Linked DNA regions of Homo sapiens: region 2 is linked to region 1. A link is an interaction called in ENCODE POLR2A ChIA-PET data of the cell type or tissue named here. Cell type or tissue: HCT116. All regions are shown on one strand. Each heading gives the region's core, and the rest is flanking DNA. Links, peaks and the distances in the headings are about the cores only.

What was found. ChIA-PET counts read pairs that join two places held together with the same protein. Peaks named below come from ENCODE experiments on the same cell type or tissue, not always from the same donor. Only the 100,000 strongest peaks of a DNase experiment are listed, where the experiment ranks them.
Region 2: POLR2A ChIA-PET joins it to region 1 with 5 read pairs; 2 of 35 experiments call an interaction of 5 or more read pairs at or near these places.

Annotation. Positions count from the first base shown.
Region 1 is chr1:68,317,578-68,324,794 of GRCh38, forward strand. No RefSeq gene overlaps it. Among named protein-coding and RNA genes, the nearest start is that of WLS, 89 kb to the left of the region's middle. In HCT116, for the core only: a CTCF peak has its summit at 3,711 (motif pointing left); a DNase peak (open chromatin) is centred at 3,740; H3K4me3 peaks cover 983 bases; H3K27ac peaks cover 1,586 bases.
Region 2 is chr1:68,426,922-68,434,138 of GRCh38, forward strand. RPE65 (retinoid isomerohydrolase RPE65) reads right to left here. Exons shown (of 14, transcript NM_000329.3): 11 at 4,550-4,664; 12 at 4,361-4,455; 13 at 4,144-4,255; 14 at 1,901-3,006. The coding sequence ends at 2,855. The region is part of intron 1 of LOC124904198 (a long non-coding RNA gene); the gene reads left to right. Among named protein-coding and RNA genes, the nearest start is that of RPE65, 19 kb to the right of the region's middle. In HCT116, for the core only: no CTCF peak of the experiment used is centred there; no DNase peak of the experiment used is centred there.

The DNA.
Region 1 (7,217 bases), core at 829-5,828:
TCCATGTGGTCATTCGGGAGCCCAGGCTCCTTTTGTCTTGTGTCTCTGCTCTTCTCTCCATTTTTCAAATTCTGTCCACTTAGCTAGTGGGTAGGAAAGGAGAACCAGGACTGCATGAAGGACATTTTTAACATTTCAGGCATAGATGTGGCACATGCCATGTAGGTTCATATTCCATTGGCTGAAATTCAGACACATGGTCTCAACTAATTGCAAGATGTGCTCCAGCCATGTGCCCAGAAGAAAAGCAGAACACTGGTATTTGTAAACACCAATAATCTCTACAACAGATGTCCTTGTCCTGTGTGTTGATGCTTTGCGAACCAGACTCCTTTGTTGAACACTGAGCCTAACTCCAATTTATTTTCTAAGTGAATTTAATTGTTTTTATTACAGTAAATGCTCATGGAAAGAATTTAAACTGGAGTCAAACATGAATATTTTCTAACATTATTGAATGGAAATAAAGCATCATACAAAGATATAAACAAAGTTTTCAAATTTCAATATGTTAGGGGAGGACAAAAGAATCTTACAAATCATTTAATTCAGTCTTCTAATTTTGCAGTTAACTAAACTGGACCAACAGCCCACATCTACGTAGATAATTAGTAAGAGAGCCAGGGTTTAAACCTAACTGGTGTCATGTCAGGCTTTAAACTACAAACAAGAATTTAACACATCAAGACAAAAAGTCTTCATGTTATACTTTTAAAAGGCACAGAACAATTAAACAGTTTAGAAATCTAATATGTCTTTAAATTACACGGATGCATTAAGGAACCTCATTTTTAAAAATTATTATTATTATTTTTGGAGGCAGAGTCTCGCTCTGTCACCCAGGCTGGAGTGCAGTGGCACTATCTTGGCTCACTGAAACCTCCACCTCCTGGGTTCAAGCGATTCTCCTGCTTCAGCCTCCTGAGTAGCTGGGATTATAGGTGCCTGCCACCATACCCAACTAATTTTTGTATATTTAGTAGAGACAGGGTTTCACCATGTTGGCCAGGCTGGTCTCAAACTCCTGATCTCAAGTGATCCACCTGCCTCGGCCTCCCAAAGTGCTGGGATTACAGGTGTGAGCCACCATGCCCAGCCAATCTCTTTTTTTTTTTTTGAGACAGAGTTTCACTCTTGTTGCCCAGGCTGGAGTGCAATGACGTGATCTCGGCTCACTGCCACCGCTGCCTCCTGGGTTCAAGTGATTCTCCTGCCTCAGCCTGCCTAGTAGCTGGGATTACAGGCATGCACCACCACACACACCCAGCTAATTTTGTATTTTTAGTAGAGACGGGGTTTCACCATGTTGGTCAAGCTGGTCTCGAACTCCCGACCTCAGGTGATCCACCCGCCTCGGCCTCCCAAAATGCTGGGATTACAGGTGTGAGCCACCATGCCCAGCTGCCAATCTCATTTATTTTTAACAGACATTTGCATTTTTAGTTGATGAGATGATAACAAGCGTCTACCAGAGAAGTGCCTGCTGTCCATGGGTTAATGAATTGGATTATTACAGCAGTGGAGGTGGGTCTCTTTCTTTAGGAAATAGTTGATCAATTTTCTTTGGCTTTCATAATCTTAAATTTAGATCAAGTCAGAGAAATGACAATATATAGCCTTTTGCTTTTAGGATAACAGTATTTTTCAATACACATAGACTTGTTTTGCAATAAATATTCTTTTTTTCTGATCTAAGTGCCACCATTTATCTCCTGTTCTTCTTTATATTTTGTATACACAAAGCCTAAATTGGGTTTGATAGTAGGAATTAAGGAGTTCCATATGAATGGATTTTCCAGACAAAGGAAGCTTACCTACATTATTGAAATTTAACAATTTTAGAAGGAAATCTTTCTAGGCTGTATCACCTACTTATCCATCACCTTTAAAAGAGTCTTGATATCTTCCCTTTAATAGAGAGCTGAGAACAGAGATTTGAAGCCAGACCGCTTTTGTTTAAGACCTGGTTCTGACTCTTACCAGCTGTGTGACCTCAGGCACGTTACTGTCTTGGTTTCCTCATTTGTAAAATAAGAATATTAGTATATTCTTCTTAAAGTAGTTGTGAAGATTGAAAGATAATATATATAAGGCACTTAAGACAGTGTCTGGTATATAATAATTACTAAGTATATATTAGCTCAAGGAGTCACAGTCTACAATGTGAGAGGGGGGTTGGCAGAAGTAAGATATTAATTAATGGAATATACAAGTGCATTTACCAACTTGTGATAAGTGATAGAAAAGGAAAGTACTAAGTGCTATTAGAGTGTTAACAGGGGAACCAGATTTAGCCTGGCATTGTGTTATAGAATTCTTTACATTTTAGTTTTTCCTACTGATGTGTGAATTTTTTGAAAGCAAGAAGCATGTCTTAATCTTCCTTATGTAACTGTCAGTAAGCACAGTCTCTGGCGCATAGCAGGGGCTCGAGACTACTTTGGAAGGAGAGATTAAAGGAAAGAAAGAAAAAATTCTACAGGCATCACCCGGAGAATATAAAGATATTCCAGGCAAGTATTCTGCAGGGGGTAGAGAATTATGCTCCTTGGTGACCCTGCCACCTGCAGAGGTGCAGTACCTCCCGCACAGGGGTCAGCATCCCAGTGATTCCTGGCATCTGCAGCTTAATGAGGATGTATCCATTTATGCATTAAGGTTCATTTCCCTTGTTCAAAGCAGTCCCTCAGGTCTTCCCGGAGGACTGGTTTGCTTATTTTATACAGGATTCTTAGAATACTGCTGACATGTTTGATAATCAGAGAGTCTTGGGAAGGGGGTTGCTTATCTTGGGGAAAGTCAGCGAGCTATGTTTGAAGGCAGGTTTTCTTCCTCTCTTGAGAGAGTTGAGCAGTTTGAAAATAGGCTGCCTTCAGCCTTGCTTGGAATCTGGAGTGAAAGAGAAATACAGGGATGCAGCACTGAAGGAGCCCTGCTGTTCTCCTGGCCTGAGGGCTGAATTGATTCCACAGGTAACCTAGCATGAGCCTTCCACTTCATATGGGAGAAAAGGGAGGAGCAGATGGCCAGGTGCCTTGCCCCAGGTCACACAGTGGCAAAGCCTGAAGCCCTCAGACTTGCACGCTCCCAGCTGACACCCTATACAACACATGGGGAATGGGAAATTGGAATCGACTTTAAAAAAAAAAATCTATGAATCAAAAGCCGGGTTTGTTGGGGCATACCTGTAGTCCTAGCTACTCAGGAGGCTGAGCTGGAGGATCACTTGAGCCCAGGAGTTCAAAGCTAGCCTGGGCAATATAATGAGACCCTATCTCTAAAATAATAATAATAATAATAAAATCTATGAATAAGTTAGGAAAGACAAGGAAGAGACTGACTTGTGCGAACCTCCAATTTTAAATTGTGTTAGCTTAGAAGAAAGACTATTTTTTAAAAATGTAATCAAAATAGTTGATGAGAACAACAGTAATACCAGAAAACACTTATATGTTATTTGTTATTTGCTTGGCATCATTCTGAGAGTTTTATATGTATAAATTCATTTAACTTCCATAACACTTCCTGGCCTAGATTTTATTAATTTTACACGTGAGGAAAACTGAGACATGGGAGCTTAAGCAACTTGCCCAAGGTCACACATTTAGTCGGTTGGAGAGTTAGAATGAAGATTTAGTTAAATATTTGCAGGAGCTGCGGAGTGTGCTGGCTAGCTGTCTTGCTGCTGCCACGGCTCTGCCCTCTGGCGGCTCACCCTGGCCCATGGATGAGGATGTCTGGCTAAGCCCAGGGCTTAATGGCCCTCTCCTGCTTTACAGAAGAACCCTGGAGTCGGGGCTCCTTGACATAAAACTGGTTTGTGTCCATAGGTTTATGACATTACTTTTTTATGTTGTCAGTGGGGCAGTGTCCTGGTAATTGCTGTCATTGTTCTATATTTGTCCCTGTATAGTCACTGGCTGAGAGCTTTCTTAAACTGAAACTCTAGAGCACTGAAGGATTTTAGATTTTTCTAGATACAAAATAGAATTTCAGGGGCATAGTGAATTTTGGGATCTGTCTTCAGCTTTCTTTATATCAGTGGAAATCCACCCCAGATATTAGAAATAAGGACCAGAAAAAAATTAATTAACTGTGATGGAGGAATCTAGTCATTGGACCAATTTGCTTTAAGAAACAAAAGAATTATGAAAAACTCAGAAATTTTTTTTTTTTTTTTTTTAGACAGGGTCTTTGTCACCTGGGCTGGAATGCAGTGGTGCAATCATGGCTGACTGAAGCCTCTACCTCCCCTGGCTCAGAGGATCCTCTCACCTCAGCCTCCTGAGTAGCTGGGACCACAGGCACGCACTACCACACCCAGCTAATTTTTAAGAAATATTTTTGCTGGGCATGGTGGCTCATGCCTGCAATCCCAGCACTTTGGGAGGCCGAGGTGGGCGGATCACCTGAGGTCGGGAGTTTGAGACCAGCCTGACCAACATGGAGAAACCTCATCTCTGCTAAAAATACAAAATCAGCCAGGCATGGTGGCACATGCTGAGGCTGGAGGCTGAGGCAGGAGAACCACTTGAACCTGGGAGGTGGAGGTTGCAGTGAGCCAAGATCGCGCCATTGCACTCCAGCCTGGGCAATAAGAGCGAAACTCTGTCTCAAAACAAAAAACAAACAACAACAACAAAAAAAAGCCAACATATTTTCGTAGAGATTACAGGCATGATCCACCACAACTGACTCAGAATTGTTTACAAGCCCTCAAGTTTGGAAAATCATCTGCAGATGTTAAGATATGTCCAGATAAGAAAACATCCAAATTGAACTGAGAGCACAAGGAACTACCCTGGACAGAATAAAAGTGAAAACTAGGTGAAAAAAAAATTAAAGAAAGGCAAGGGCATTACTGAATACTTACTATGTGCTAATCTTTGCCAAGGTACACTTCTCTGTCCCTTTAATGTGGTCCCATTCTCACTCGTTTCCCATTCTCAGATCTCACCTCAAAGCTTTGCTAAGAGAAGCAGTTAGGATCAACAAGAGAGTCTTGTTTCATTTCAGGAGCTCCACTAAGAAGGCTCCTGGAGTCGAACTTGTCCCAGGCTCAGAGGAAAGGGACGGTCAGACTCTATCCTTAACTAGGACCCAGGGGAGAAGACAGAAAAGAAAAAGAAAGTATGGAGGAAACAGAGAAGGTAAATTCTGTGTGGACTCAAAGGCAGCCTGTTGAGAACAGCAGCTGAACTGTTTTTAGCATCCTCTGGATTCCAAATGTGTCTGTGACCCAGCTACAAGAAAACTGGGCTCTTCCTGGTAATGGTTGATATCTGTATGCCCTTCCAGATCTCCGCTGCATAAAGGCAAAACTCCATCTAGTCCAACTGTCAGGATAGCCCTCTGTGCTAATTACACAAATAAGCAGGCTGAGATCTAGATAGCTTACCAAAACTCAAACAGCTAGTATAAGGCAGAATGAGGCCTAAAACCCAGGTCTGGTGTTTTGAAACCAAAACACTTTTCATTACTTCAGGTGCTGGTTAAATATCCAGCCCAGCACACAAATGCCCTCGTGAGTTAGGATACTTGTGTGTGTGTCTGAGTTCTCCATCCCTTTTCTGCCCCTCAGTTCCTCCTCCCAGGGGCACAGAGCCCTGATGTTGCCCTGGAGAAGGCCTTGCAACATCTGGAAGTCCAGGGAGAGTGAAGTGACTGCTGTGCCAGGTTGAGTCAGTGGAGGAACGCAGGCGTGTCAGCGGGTTCCCAGGGGCGCTTTTCATCACCGAGGCACTCAGTAACAGGCTATCAATACCATTCCGAAATAGAAAGCATCAAACGGCCCAGGCTGTGGCTTTGAGTCGCCACCGAGGTGGCCAGCACAGGAAGCATTAGCACGTCTTGCTTTTCTAGGAATAAAAGAACCGCAACTGTGTCCTTGAGTGTGTTAAACAATGTTAACTAGAGGGAAGGGTCAGGAGAGAGGTATGTGTGGTGGTTTATGGGCAGGAGATGAGAGAAACCACATGGCTCATTTGCCCGGCACTAATGGATCTGAAGCCAGGAGCCGGAGGCCAAGGGCACTGCTGTCTTGAAATGAGAAGAACTGAGAACAAGGGAAGTCCATTAGTGTCATGTTTGTGTTTCTCCTCCTCTGAAGCTGGATTCCAAGCTCACAGGGAGAAACGACCAACAGTTTTCATCCTCAAGAGCTTTTTCCCGTTAGTGTCAAATTATGCCAGTATGGAAAAGGCAAAAAAACAGCAGTATAAATGGAGGCATTTGGAAGCGTACTAGGAAGCCTCTCTCCTCTGCCCAGGGCAAAGCTCAGATGCCTTAGGAAGATGATTAAGTTGATATTTGGGGCAGGGGTTGCTCCTTCGCCCTTGACACGTGGATTTTCAGCAAGAGATCACCTTACTTACACAGGGTCTGAATCAAGTCCTGCTAACTAAAAAGTCAACCAAAGGCATCCAATTCACAATGTGACCTATTAATCAAGATCATCATGTACCTTAGCTCTGAGCCATCACTAATTTCACCAAAACAAAATTGTTTTGATCTATAGAAATAAAAAATAACATCTTTAAAATAATAACATCTAATATGTACAAGCACTTACTTTGGGCCAGGCATTAAGTGCTTTACAAGTTCTAACCCATTTAACTCTTACAGTGATGCAAAGAGGTAGAAAATTGTTGTATCCCCACTTTCAAACAAGAACACAGAGACACAGTGGAGTATTTCATCATCTATTGCCACTTAACAAACTACTGCAATACTTCGTGACCTAAAACAACAATTTATTGCCATTATCTCATGTTTCTGGGGGAGCAGGAATTTGACGGGCAGTGCTACTCTGCTCCATGGGGTCTAGGACTACAGCTGGGATGATTTGAATAGTGAGGGGCTGGCCAGGCATCTCTGTCTGCATGGTGACTTCACAGGGCTAGCTTGAGTTTTTTCCTAGCATAGTGGCCTCGGGGTAGTTGGACTTCCAACATGGTGCCCCAGGGCAAGTTGTCCAAGAGGTCTGAGTGGAAGCTATAAGGCTTCTTATCAAATAGCCTAGGAACCCACAGGAGGTGACTTCTGCCACAGGCCAGTCATTAAGACTAGCCAACATTCAGGGGAAAGGGAATTAGATTCTACCTCTAAATATGAAGAAAATCAACAAATTTAGAAGTATTTTCAGTCTGCTACAGTAAGTAATCAAGTCATATAACTAGTAAGCTGAAAAATAGCATTTTAACCTAGACACTCTTTTG
Region 2 (7,217 bases), core at 1,483-6,482, 110 kb after region 1:
CTCTGCTATCGTTAGGCAGATTCTTCTATAGATGTCTGTTAGACCTGCTTGGTTCATAGTGTTGTTAAAGTTTCTGTTTCCTTTTTGATATTCAGCCTAGTTCTTCTGTCCAATATTGAAAATGAGGCATTAAGTGGTCTCCAACTATGATTGTTGAATTATCTCTTTCTCCCTTGCATTCTCTCGGTTTTTGCTTCATGTATTTTAGGGATCTATTAGGTGCATATATATTAACAATTATTATCTGTTCCTAATATGAAATTCACAGAATTCTACAAAACTGTAGGTTTTATTGCTCATTAGGAACGTAACTTGGCCTCCCTTTCCTCATCTTTAAAATGGTGAAAATAGTACCATGATGGGTGTAGTATGAGGAATAAAAATGCTTAGTAAATAGTAGGCACTCGATAAATAAGGTTTTTTTTTTCTCTTGTCTTTCAGAGATTGTTTTCTCATTGAGATTGCATTGTACCAGATTTGGTATTCCTTAGGGGATATGTTTATAATCTCTAATCATTGATACTCTTCCTATTAGGCTGAACAGAAGAAAATACTGCATTTAGCTCCTCAGCCAGACTGTGGGATGATGGAGTAATACTGCCATAGAATCCTTGGAAGACAGACTCCCTTTGATGTCTGTTGGTCTTTTCTGCTTTAGAATATAGGACAGGGACTGTCTAGATTATCTGCCATGAGGCAGTTATCAGTTACTGATTACCCCTTGATGATATTATGTCAAAGATTTTATTATCTTTTCGTCTTGGCTGTGGCAAATATAAGGCACCAAAAATGGAAGAAAAAATAGGCTTCAAACAGCTTGTTATTTAAAAATAACTACTTATTAACAGGTTAATTTATATTAATTCAATTGAGTTATTTTTCTGAAAACAGATTTTCTTTTGTATAGATGGGACATAATTCTCTAGATCGCTCAGAGGAGTAGGTGTTTCCTAGAAAGTCCGAATTTACGAGTTAATCTCTCCCACATAACTTAAATATCTCTTATTCTAATTTAAGTTTTTAAAGCTTATATTCTATCTTGCACTTGAAAAGTAGCTCCTAAGTCTCCTTGCTCTAATTGTAGTGATAATTGTAATTGAGAATGCCAATGATGGTGAAATGGTATTAGCCAAATGTTATCGTAGATTTGCCTCTTTCCTTTCTTCACACATTGGTGATCTCTAAAGGGGATCGTACAGCAGGAGGAGATATGGTCACCTTGAATTGTGAGACTTGCTTCATAAAAAATGAATGGGAAGAAGCCAGGGAATCATTGATTGGCAAGGGTAGGAAGTGGAATTGTAGGAATTTTTTTTTTTAATTTGAAGACATTAAGTCTAAAACTTAGTAATTTTTCAGTAATTAATTTTCTACATTTTTTAAAAAATAGAAAAATAGTTTTCTTTGTGGAATTCTGTTCATATATCATGTCTAGAGACAGGAACCAATGGATTGATATTTATCTACAGTGACATATTCCATGCAGTTCCCTGGCATTCTCTTTCTGTTTTGAGATTTTTAGTTCTATCTAGTAATTACTGATGGAAAAATAATGATTACATAAAAAAAATCTACAGGAATAGAAAAGAAGAAAAAGACCAGTACCCAAATCTTAAGAGCAGTTGAACTTAGATGAGCTCTGTATGATTTTACTTTACAATTTCTACTTTTTTGTATTTTTAGTTATTCTTTGAAAAGTATGCTTTACTGAGTATTTGTAATTTAAAAAATGAGTTTCCATCTTATCTAAATAAAGATCAAATGGATACATCAGGTACCCTGGTCAGTCTGTTCCTTCAACCTATTTTTACCTAGTCAAACACCATGCTGATCATCTTAGGTATCATGATCTGTAATGCTTTCAAGCATAAAACAGATACTAGAATTAAGATATAAAACATTATTTTTGTCAATATTTATTTTTAAACAATCTCTGGAAGAAAAGAAATTTAAAAACAAAAGGCTTAAAATGTATTAATACCTCAATGTTAATAATTTAATATTTTTCCCAAGTGATTGCACAATGCTTAAATACAATTAAACAAAAAAGATGCAATAAAGTATAATCCTGCAACATTATCCCATAATCTGATTTTAGTAAATATTACATTTTTAAGCATTTTATGCTGTTTTTTTAAATATAGTCACTACTATATGTACTTGCTTTTATGTTACATAAGCTTTTAATATATAACTTAATCTCTGAGATGTTATTTGGTTGAGAGGCCTCAGTTGATTAAACACAGATTTTCTTATTATAAAATCAGAAATAATAGTACTTGCTTGTAATAAACGGAAAGGTTAACATTCATAAGATTCATAATCTTTGAGCAGTTACGTATACGCAAAATAATTACTGTAATTAATCTTAGATGATAGTCCCTGGTTTGAGAAAAAGTTTGGTTTGACATTTAGTAATTAAGCCTTATTGCATGATACTTCCTTGACTCAGCAAAGCCACATATAATATAAATCAAGTGTAGAGGACTTTGGTTTTTAAATGTTAAAAATATAATTGGAGCAGATAGGTACCTAAAATATGCTCTTATAATAGGAATTAAAAGCCATTTAGTAAGTCCACATTCATTTCCTATTTGATTGCTAAATATTTAAGAGTTTTTCAGTTATGGCCTGTCTCACAGAGGAAGTATGATTATCTAAATACGTACTTTTTTTTTTAAATAAAGGAATTGCTTGCTCAACTCAGTGCTTTCTGTAAAACATTGCAAAATTGTGCGCATCTGCAAGTTAAAACCATGACATATAGCAGGCTAAAATTGAACAGAATTTGATTGCAGACCTGAAGCTGATTTTCTCAGTTTTGCTACCAAAAACATATCTTGCTGGAGTATGCTCAAGATTTTTTGAACAGTCCATGAAAGGTGACAGGGATGTTAATCTCCACTTCAGCCCGGGCAACTTCACTTAAGTCCTTGGCATTCAGAATCAGGAGATAAGCAGGCTTTTGTCCTGCTCCTGGGCTCACCACCACACTCAGAACTACACCTGTTTATCAGAAGTAAATTAGGCAATATTGAGTTTTTAAAAGCCCAAGCTATAGATTGAATGTCATTGAAATAATATAGGAGGTATTACATTGACAAATATAGAAAACCATATGACCTGACTTCTTTTTCTGACTCTTGTACCACCTGGCATGAGACCACCTAAAGAGGTCTTTTAAACTCTTTATGTACCCTACCTACACTGTAAGCTCTAAGAAGGGAGAGTCTTGTCTGTCTTGCTCACTGCTATATCTCAATATTCTATGACAATGACTACAGCGTAGTAGGTACTCATTAAATACTCACTGAATAAATGGATCTGTTCTTATCTGTAACATACAAATATAGCACCTGCTGTACATACTGTAAAAACTGTGATGATCACATGAAAAGTGTGTATTAAAAGACTTTGAAAGCAGTAAGATATATCATATGTATGGTTTCTAAGATCGATCTGGAAGCTGACTTCCTTCGAACAAAATGAGAACAAATCTTTTACAGCTTCGACTGGATATATAAAATCATTTAGTGTGAAATGGCTCCACAATTCTTTATCTCATTTCTCTTAGTTTTCCATATTTTAATCCCATAGAGTGTAATCTATCTCCCTGTCCCAGCTGAGAAGCAGTTAACTAACACTGCTGATTTGTAATTTGAGTTGCTGTATCTGAGTTGCTGGTGTGGCTCTGGGTCTTTTTTCAAGCCCTAGCTTACCGAAAGAACAAATGAAAACTATTCACAGACCTGCCTTCTCATTCTCTTGTATCTGCTATAATACTTAGCTTCCCTTCTTAGAATTGCTATTTTTTTAGAAATATGTCTTCGTCAGGGAAGGCAAAAACCTGGAATTCATGTTGCCATTTTTTCTTCCTTCTCTCCCTCATCTAGAGCAGACATTGATGCTCCATCGTGACACCAAATGGTGCTTTGACATTTTTTTCTACTGGTAATCAACAAGACCTGATCAAAAGATGAAAATTCTTTTCAAATAGTTTTAATTCTTCAGTACTGCTCTATTTATAGTATTAAGGATCGTTTTTGAGTATTACGGAATAATCAACCTTACTCCTTTCCTAACGAACTAACATACAGAACTGCAGTAAGAAGAGTATTCAGACACAACAATTGCTTTCATTACCATCATCTTCTTCCAAGGCATCTGGGTGAGAAACAAAGATGGGTTCTGATGGGTATGAATCAGGCTCTTGCCAAACCCAAGTTTCTTTAGTTTTGACATTCAGCTTACAGAGCTGTTTGTGAGAAAGAAAAATCAATCAAGCAATCAGTCAATATGCTTTACTTGACTAGCATATACTCAAAGCACTGTTCAAATATTAGTAAGAAGGATTAATTACCCTATCTGGAACAAAGTGATTCAAGCCAAGTCCATACGCATATGTGTAAGGTTTCCCACAATACTTCTGGTAATTGATTTGAGGAAACTCAAATGCTACGAAATAGAGCACATGCTTAGGAAAACTCTTAATCTCTTTGAAAGAAACATTTGTTCACTCCCGTGTGAAGTTTTCTCTAGATCATCTCACCTTGACGAGGCCCTGAAAAGAGAACTTCAGGCTCCAGCCAGATAGTCTCGTCACTGCACAGAATTGCAGTGGCAGTTGTATTGGGGAGCGTGACTAAATTCTTGCCTGTGTCAGCCTAGGAGAGAAGATAACAGAAACCTCAGTGAGCAGGAAAGAATTCAAACAGCCAGAAATGCAGAGTTCTTAAGTCTTGGCTCCTAAGTTCTTTTTTAGGTCAACATGCAGGGAGGAACTGCAGGAAGCTATAGATGAGGGACCCTGGGACGCGACTGGGCAAGCTATCTGTGCCTGTGTCAGTCACTGGCTATGTATCACTGGGAAAGTCACATAACCTCTTAGGCCATCAATTTTCTCTTCAGTAAAATGAGACCATCCTTGAAGAAAATTTAGGGCTCCAAAGAAAGGCCTCTGAAAAACAAAAAAACAAAAACCAAACAAAAATCTCAAAACCAATAATAATAATAATTAATGTTTTTCTGCAGAACAACAAAGACTTCGACTGCCTGAGGGATGAAAGAATGTATATTTCGTTCACACGTAGAATATGTTTTGATTTTGCTTGAAAAAAAAAATCCTTACAGTTATGTTGACAAAAAGAAAAAAAAAAAACGCTGGACCATATGTTTCCTAAGATCTCTTGTCACACACACATGATTTTTCTGATTATTTTATGAAATACCATGAGATTTTTCTAACATATCTACTTATTAATAATTTCATCAAATACTTGATTACATATTTTATTCTAGACTCTATTCTTGGCATTCAGGATGTTTTGGAGAGTGAAGTCCCTGTCCTCATGAAGCCTACATTCTAGTTCAAGGAGATATACAATAAATATAATTAATAAATTTTATAATATACCACAAATGTGGGGGAAAAATAGAATAGAGGAAAAAAGATCAGAAACGTGAAGGGTAAGCGGTTAAAATTTGAATAGATGGTTCGGGTAGGTCTCTTTGAACAGGTGGCAGAGGAGACAAAACTCTTAGAAGATGAGAGAATTAGCAATGCAGATATCTGGGGAAGAGTGTTCACGCTAAGAGAACAAATTGTGCAAAGGCCTGAGGGAGGAGGATGCTGAGTGTGTTTGAGGAGCATCAAAGAGTCCAGTGTGGATTCTATCAACTGAGCTAGGGGAGAGAATAAGAAAGGAAGGTGGGGAGGTCACGAGCCAGGCTGTACAAAGCCTCGTAGGTCATTATGAGGACTTGATCTTTCTCTGTGAGTGAGTGATGGGAAGCCATTGGAGGGTTTTCAGCACAGGAGTGAGATGCTATGATTTATTTTTAGGGTAGCCTTGTTAGTAGGGAGGATCCAAGAGTGGAATCAGGGAAACCAGTTTGTCTTGTAGTAGTCTAGTTGAAAGAAAACAATGGTTCACACTAGGCCAGTAGCATTGCAGTCAGTGAGAAGTGGAAGAAGTGGAGGACAGAGTCAAGAAGATTTCCTGTTAAATAGGATATGGGACGAGGAAGAGGCATGAAAGTAAGAGAGGCATCAAGCATAACACCAAGGTGTTTGACCTGTACAATGTTGATGTCACAACAAAGATAGGAACTACAGGTGGAGTAAATTTTTGGTGGGGGAAGATGAGAAGTTCAAGTCTTGTCTTATTAGACTTGAGATGTCTATTGGGCATCCAAATGCAGATGTGGAGCTGGCGCTAGCAGGTAAGAACCTTGAGTTTAAGAGAAAGCTAAAAATGTAAATGAATAAGGCATGAATATTTAACAACGAGTGAGTGTATAAATGGAAGATAGGGGAACCAAGGCCCTCCAACAAGACGAGGAATGAGAAGGTAGCTGGTTGGGGCAAAAATGTCAAGAGAAGGATTTTGTAAGAGCCTGACAAAAATGATCCATCGAAAAGGGTAGGAGAGTGGTGATCTAGGAAAGATGGGGAGAATTGGGAGAGTGATTTCCCTGAGAATGTGAAGGAGGATGAAAGAGATCAGCTCTGGATAGGAAGATGGATAATTCAGTATATGAGTACAGATGCTGGTGGGTGGGTAGATGTGCTGGCAAGTCTATGGTTCCTTTCTGATTTCTTTCATTTGTTTCAGAGAAAAAGAAAACATAGCCATCAGCTGCATCTGAGTGTGGAGGCGGGAAGTGGGAGGTGGTAAAAGTTTAAAGAGAGGAGGGTGTGGAATATTTAACTAGCAAAGTGAGAGAGTAAGTGAAGCCGGGAAATGTAGCAGAAAGATTTGTGGTCATGCATCTAAAATGGAACCAATTAACATGATTGTGTGTTGTCTGCACTTAGTTCAGCCTCAGAGGTATAAGCATGGAGGGGGTGGAGAGCTGAATTTAACTAGGGTTGTGATTTTGACAAATGACTTTGATAAGGTAAGAAAGAGGCAAGGGAAAGGAAGGTCTACATGAGAAAGTGTTTGTAATTATTGACTGTAAAGCTTAAATTGAGTGAGGAGAGAAGGTAAATCCTCAACGTAGTGAGAGAGAGTGAGAAAGTACTGTGTTCAATGGATTGGAAGTTCCTGGTGGAAATTGCAGTAGGGCAAGTGATGTTGAAAGATAAAAGGTCAGAGTGGGTCATGCATGAAACAGATTATGGAAGGAGTATAGTCTTAAGTAGTGGCAAAGTCGAGGGCATGAGGGATATATATATATATATATATATATACACACACACACACACACACACA